2 separate regions of the Homo sapiens genome follow, and region 1 is linked to region 2. A link is a contact called in ENCODE Hi-C or POLR2A ChIA-PET data. All regions are on one chromosome and are shown on one strand. The core of a region is the stretch at or near the end of the contact, and the rest is flanking DNA. Distances in the headings are between cores, read along the strand shown. Region 1 has its middle 24 kb from the start of ZNF778. Region 2 holds the start of KLHDC4 (kelch domain containing 4).

The links. A loop is a pair of places that touch in the nucleus more often than their neighbours do. ChIA-PET counts read pairs that join two places held with the same protein, here RNA polymerase II (POLR2A). Pooled maps may share reads with other maps.
Region 1: a map of ascending aorta shows a loop between it and region 2 (5-fold over the local background). The contact joins the enhancer-like site here to the promoter of KLHDC4 in region 2. A Hi-C loop is called at or near these places in 1 of 168 maps with a recorded cell type or tissue (ascending aorta) and 1 of 50 pooled maps. POLR2A ChIA-PET finds 5 or more read pairs at or near these places in 1 of 52 experiments (RWPE1).

Annotation. Positions count from the first base shown.
Region 1 is chr16:89,240,152-89,243,214 of GRCh38, reverse strand. No RefSeq gene overlaps it. Among named protein-coding and RNA genes, the nearest start is that of ZNF778, 24 kb to the right of the region's middle. RefSeq lists an enhancer at 1,074-1,590 and a silencer at 2,098-2,187. Within about 2 kb of position 1,779, at least 41 of the 41 ENCODE cell types and tissues checked have a DNase peak (open chromatin) inside an H3K27ac peak, as active enhancers do; they include ascending aorta, where a contact is called at or near this core.
Region 2 is chr16:87,764,252-87,767,757 of GRCh38, reverse strand. KLHDC4 (kelch domain containing 4) reads left to right here and starts at 1,772. Exons shown (of 12, transcript NM_017566.4): 1 at 1,772-1,966. The coding sequence starts at 1,868. It overlaps LOC105371399 (a long non-coding RNA gene), which reads right to left and starts at 1,717. Exons shown (of 3, transcript XR_933871.3): 1 at 1,417-1,717. LOC102724467 (a long non-coding RNA gene) reads left to right here. Exons shown (of 4, transcript NR_120309.1): 4 at 1,334-1,427. RefSeq lists enhancers at 1,677-1,736, 1,817-1,876, 1,860-2,484.

The sequences.
Region 1 (3,063 bases), core at 530-3,029, 1.5 Mb before region 2:
CTGCTGCCTACAGGACTCCTCATCCCTCAACGCCCCAGGTCAACACTGTCTTCTCCTCCTGGAGCCTCCTTGCCACCTCGGCCAGAAGCCCTCCCTCCTGTTGACTATAGCACCTGCTCTCCCCTTCGAGACCCCGCCCCCTGGAAGGGCGTGGGTGTGGCTCAACACCTGCACAGGCCCAGCGCATGGTCAGGAAGGTCCTGGAGGGAGGGTGGAGGGGGCTGGAGGCACGAGGACCCTTTCTTTTGAGCAGGCAGGGTGGGGAGTGGGGGTTGCTGACCAGCCCAGAGCTGGGCTGGGGAGCCCGTTTCTCTCTGTGGTGGGAGCAGGCCTGGTGCCTCTGCTCTCCTGTCGACGGTGGGTGGCTGCGCAGGTGCAGGCAGCATCTGTGCCCTTGGCCCGCTTGGAACTTTTGTTAAAGATTAGACGTTTGAGGCCGGGCACAGCGGCTCACGCCTGTAATCCCAGCACTTTGGGAGGCCAAGGTGGGCAGATCACAAGGTCAGGAGATCGAGACCATCCTGGCTAACACGGTGAAACCCCGTCTCTTCTAAAAATACAAAAAAAATTAGCCGGGCGTGGTGGCGGGTGCCTGTAGTCCCAGCTACTCGGGAGGCTGAGGCAGGAGAATGGCGTGAACCCGGGAGGCAGAGCTTGCAGGGAGCCGAGATCGCGCCACTGCACTCCAGCCTGGGCGACAGAGCGAGACTCCGTCTCAAAAAAAAAAAAATTAGACGTTTGAATCTAATAATATAACTCTGAAAGTCAGACTCTCCCCATTCCCCAGGGTTTGCTGGGTTTTGGTTTTGTTGACTGTTGTGTTTTTTGTTGTTGTGGGCTGCCTCTGTGCTGATGCTCAGCCTGAGGTGTCAACTGAAGACATTCTCACGTCTTTCCTGATCATCTATCTATATTTATATATATAACATATATAAATATATAGTAAATATATATGTATATATACACACACACACATACGTGTGTGTGTGTGTATATATATATATATATATTTTTTTTTTTTTTTTTTTTGAGACAGAGTCTAGCTCTGTCACCCAGGCTGGAGTGCAGTGGGGCGATCTCAGCTCACTGCAAGCTCCGCCTCCCGGGTTCACGCCATTCTCCTGCCTCAGCCTCCAGAATACCTGGAAGCACAGGCGTGAGCCACCACATCCGGCTAATTTTTTAAACTTTTTTTCGTAGAGACACGGTCTCCCTGTTTCCCAGGCTGGTCTCAAACTCCTGGACTCTAGCGATCCCCCCAGCTTGAGCTCCCAAATTGCTGGGATTCCCGTCGTGAGCCACCATGTCCAGTCTAACTGTCTTTTAAAGAAGTTTAAAAATTACTCTCTAGCTGCGCAAGGTGGTTGGTGCCTGTAATCCCAGCAGTGTGGGAGGCTCTGGTGGGAGGACCACTCGAGCCCAGGAGGCTGAGGCTGCAGTGAGCCACGATAGCGGCACTGCACTGCAGCCTGGGCGACAGAGCGAGATCCTGACTCAAAAAAAAAAAAAAAAAGAAAAGAAAAGAAAAAGAAAAGAAAAAAGAAGAAAACACTTAAAGGATGACATCATTTTCGGGCGTTTCGTCCTTTGGGATTTGCCGTTTTCAGGATTTCACACCGTAGGGATGTTGATCTCTTGTGACTTCAACACTCCGGGTTCTGCTCTTCAAGACTCTGGCTGAGGTCTGTTTCAAACAGAGCCCAAACACGCAGATCTGTCGTCATCTAGGTCCCGTCTGCCCTGTGTGCCCTGTGAAATGGTGCCAAACATCCGCTAGCCACAGAAAAACCGACACCTGAGAGCTGTCGGTCCCCCAGCCCCGGCTGCCCTTCAGACGGTACCGACCGCGGCTCCCGCCGGGCTGCTGAGTGTGTCACTGTCGCCCAGCACACGAGCCCCTCTCCGATCCCCCGAGTTCCTCACCGAGTCCCTTACCCCCGGAAGTCCCTCGCTCTCCTCCCTTCCCCCCGGAAGTCCCTCGCTCTCCTCCCTTCCCCCCGGAAGTCCCTCGCTCTCCTCCCTTCCCCCCGGAAGTCCCTCGCTCTCCTCCCTTCCCCCCGGAAGTCCCTCGCTCTCCTCCCTTCCCCCCGGAAGTCCCTCGCTCTCCTCCCTTCCCCCCGGAAGTCCCTCGCTCTCCTCCCTTCCCCCCGGAAGTCCCTCGCTCTCCTCCCCTTCTGAGCGGTGACCCCCACCCCGAAGCCGGCGAGGCACCGCGGAACCCGGTCTGCCTGCGCTACCGCCCCCTGCTGGCCAGGCCCTCTTCCCAATCGCCCCGAAACCATTCACATCACCCACGTGTGCACGTTTTGTCCACATTTAGATCCCTGATCCATTTGCAGCTTATTCCTGTGAACGGTGTAATTTTTTGGGGGGCGGGGGGAAGGCGGGGTCTCGCTCTGTCACCCAGGCTGGAGTGCAGTGGCGCCATCTCGGCTCACTGCAAGCTCCACCTCCCGGGCTCAACCAATTCTCCTGCCTCAGCCCCCTGAGTAGCTGGGATTACAGGCCCGCACCACCATGCCTGGCTAACTTTCGTATTTTTAGTACAGATGGGGTTTTTCTTTTCTTTTCTTTTCTTTTGAGATGGAGTCTCACTGCTGCCCAGGCTGGAGTGCAGTGGCGCGATCTCGGCTCGCTGCAAGCTCCGCCTCCCGGGTTCACGCCATTCTCCTGGCTCAGCCTCCCGAGTAGCTGGGACTACAGGCGCCCGCCACCACGCCCGGCTAATTTTTTTGTATTTTTAGTAGAGACGGGGTTTCACTGTGTTAACAAGGATGGTCTCGATCTCCTGACCTCGTGATCCGCCTGCCTCGGCCTCCCAAAGTGCTGGGATCACAGGCGCGAGCCACTGCGCCTGCCCGAGATGGGGTTTCACCATGTTGGCCAGGCTGGTCTCGAACTCCTGATCTCAACTGATCTGCCCCCCCTTGGCCTCCCAAAGTGCTAGGATTACAGGCGTGAGCCGCCACACTCGACCTGAACGGTGTAATTTATACATGTAAAACCATCTTGTTCAGACAGCTCACCAGTTGTCCTAGCACCTTTCATTACAAACTGCATTTT
Region 2 (3,506 bases), core at 523-3,022:
TTTTTGTATTTTTAGTGGAGACAGGGTTTCACCATATTGGCCAGGCTGGTCTTGAACTCCTGACCTCGTGATCAGCCCGCTTCAGCCTCCCAAAGTGCTGGGATTACAGGAATGAACCACCACGCCTGGCCTAAGAGAACTTTTAAAGGCTGACTCACACACAAAGTAATAAACTAGATTATTTCCTGATTTATGCTTTCCCTTTGCCAAATTTTGGCTTGTCCTTGTCCTTAATTTGCCTTATTCCTTGATTACCCATCCAAAGATGACATCTTCTAAGTAGTGATAAGCATTTTTACTCTGCTCTTTCAAATCATAACATTCCATGCACTGCAGATGATTTTGCCATTTCTTACGTAATTTGAGGCAAATCCTAGAGTACAATTTCCTAGCAGGCATTTGGATATTACCTATCTTTATTTCTCAGGCTCCACAAATTGAGTACCCTTTCAGGGTGCTATCATTAGCTCTAGCCTACCTATGAAGAAACAAAAGTCCTCCATGTTAGGACATTTGAGGACATGCCCTTAGTACCTAACAGTGTCTGGCACATTTTAAATGGGAAGGTGGAAGGGCCCCCCCATTTTTTTTTTTTTTTAAGATGGAATTTTGCTCTTTTGCCCAAGCTGGAGTGAAGTGGCTTGATCTCAGCTCATTGCAACCTCTGCCCCCTGGGTTCAAGCAATTCTCCTGCCTCAGCCTCCCAAGTAGCTGGGATTACAGGTGCCCACCACCACGCCTGGCTAATTTTTGTAGTTTTAGTAGAGACGGGGGTTTCACCATGTTGGCTAGGCTGGTCTCGAACTCCTGACCTCGTGATCCACTCACCTCGGCCTCCCAAAGTGCTGGGATTACAGGCGTGAGCCACCGCGCCCGGCAGGGACTGTCTTACTCAGGATCTGCAAAATCTTATAACTGTGTGAAATTTTTTTTCTGGGAAAAAAGCACTCATTTGTTTGGTCTGAGGGGAAAAAATGGGGCTAGCCCAAGAGTCGCCCACTTAGTTCTACCCAGGGCGAAGCAATGTGCCTTAACGGGGGGCACGTGCACCCCGGAAAACTCAAGAGAAAATGAGCCGGGCGTGGTGGGCTCCTGTGGTCCCAGCTACTCCAGAGGCGGAGGTTACAGCGAGCCGAGATCGCGCTACCGCACTCCAGCCTGGGCGACAGAGCAAGACCCTGCCTCAAAAAAATAGAAATAAAAAATAAAACTCAGAGGGCACGTCTCCTAGGACACGGGGACAGGCTAGGTGGGGGCACAGGGCGTGAGAATTGGCGAGCATGGCCGGGGTATGTCAGGCCGGGGCTGCCATCTTTTTTGTTTTTTGAAACAGGATCTCGCTCTGTCGCCCAGGTTGGGGTGCAGGGGCGCATTGCTGCCTGGAACTCCTTGACTCAAGCGATCTTCCCGCCTCACCTTCCCGAGGAGCTAGGACCACTGGGCGCGAGACACCACGCCCGGTTAATTTTTTTTTTTTTCTTCTGTAGCGACTGGGGGTGGGGGGTGGTGTCTCGCTTTGTTGCCCAGGCTGATCTCGAACTCCTGGACTCAAGCGATCCGCCCGCCAAGGCCTCCCAAAGCTCCAGGGTTACAGGCATGAGCCACCGCGCCCAGCCCGGGGCCGGTCATCTTTTCCGGGGCCTTATGCAGAGTCCGAGGCCCCCGAGCCCGCTGCCGAAGACGGAGCTCCAAGACCGAACCTCGTAAAGGGCCCAGCCGCACCTCTACCCGGAAGCGGCTCGAACTCGGGGCCGGAAGTGACTCCATTTCTGTGCGCCGAGCTCCGCCCCACGAGCACCTGTTTCCGAGCGGAGAGCGCGGGCCGTTTTCTTTCCTGGTGTCCCGTCGCGGCTTGGGACCCGGCAAGATGGGCAAGAAGGGCAAGAAGGAGAAGAAGGGCCGCGGCGCGGAGAAGACGGCCGCCAAGATGGAGAAGAAGGTGTCTAAGCGCTCGCGGAAGGAGGAGGTGAGCGGGTCAGACCGGGCTTAGCGGCCCGACGTCGCGGCCGTGCAGCCTCGGCCGACTCCCTGCGCCCCCCGGGGTTACGGGTCGGCCGTGGGAGCCGCGCCGGCCCTGCGGGAGAGCTGGAGGCCGTAGGAACTGCCCCGGCGCCGCGTCCGGGCAGCCCAGACGGGGCCCGCCCCCTCCTGAGTCTCCACGTGTGTCTGTCCGCTTCTCGGAGCTGCCCCCTTTAACGTGCTTGCTTTTCTTAGTGTGGTGTCACGGGCGTTTTTCTGCGTTTCCTCCCCCTCCTCCCTTCTCCCTCCACCCTCCCTCTGAAGGGAGGCTGGGTGGTGAGAAGAGGGAGGGGTTTGGCACAGGAAGACCTGAGGTTGAGCCGGGGGCTGCCTCTGCATGATGTGTGGTCTGGGAGTAAGACTCTTAACTTTTCTGAACCTTACTTTTCTTTCAAAAGAGGGCAAATAATCATCACAGCAGCCCTGAGCAGTGAGCAGCAGATGGTTAAGTGAAGAAGGCACTGGAGCCACGGGGTATCCCGTAGCAGCTGATGGCGGCCATCACGGTTGTCTCCTTCCCTCTGGTCCTCAGCCCGGGGTCTGCAGGAGGATCCGTCCTGACCTTGGGGTTGAGTGTTCTGCGGCTGCTGCTCATGGATTCCCTAACCGGGGCCAGTTTTATGGCCTGCCGTGCGCCAGGCACAGCTCCCTGGGCTTTACTCCTCACGAGCAGGTCAGTTCCGTAGCACTGGTATTCCCATTTGACAGGAAGACCAACAGGTGAACCATGAAGTGGTATGGAACTGGGATGTGACCAGATGTCCTGAATCAGGAGCTCTTGACCACAGTCCTTTGTCCCTTTTCTTCCTAAGTCATTGATCTCTCCATGTCCTCATCTCTTAAATAATGGAGTTGGACTTTTCCCTCACACTCCTCTTAGGCTCTTTCTTTTTTTTTTTTTTTTTTTTGACAGAGTCTTGCTCTGTCACCTAGGCTGGGCTGCAGTGGCATGACCTGCTGGCTAGGGTTGTGGCACAGGAAGTCAGTTCATCTGTGTGGTATCTTCAGAATGGTGCTTGGCAGAAAGTAAGCACTCAGTAACCAGCTGTTAGCTGCTTTCTGCTTTTTTTTTTTTTTTTTTTTTTTTTTTTTGAAGGAGTTTCACTCTTGTTGCCCAGGGTGGAGTGCAATGGTGCGATCTCAGCTCACTGCACCTCCGCCTCCCAGGTTCAAGTGGTTCTCCTGCCTCAGCCTCCCAAGTAGCTGAGATTACAGGCATGCACCACCACACCCAGCTAATTTTGTATTTTTAATAGAGACCGGGTTTCACCGTTTTGGTCAGGCTGGTCTGGGACTCCTGACCTCAGGTGATGCGCTCGCCTCGGCCTCCCAAAGTGCTGGGATTACAAGCCGTAAGCCACCTTGCCCCGCCAGTTACCTGTCATTTTTACTCATCTCCATGTCTCCCTCCAGTACCCAATACTAAGGTGATTGTAACAGTAGCTTCCCTTAAGAGAGAGAGCCTGTCAGGCCTGGGGTTTGTATGT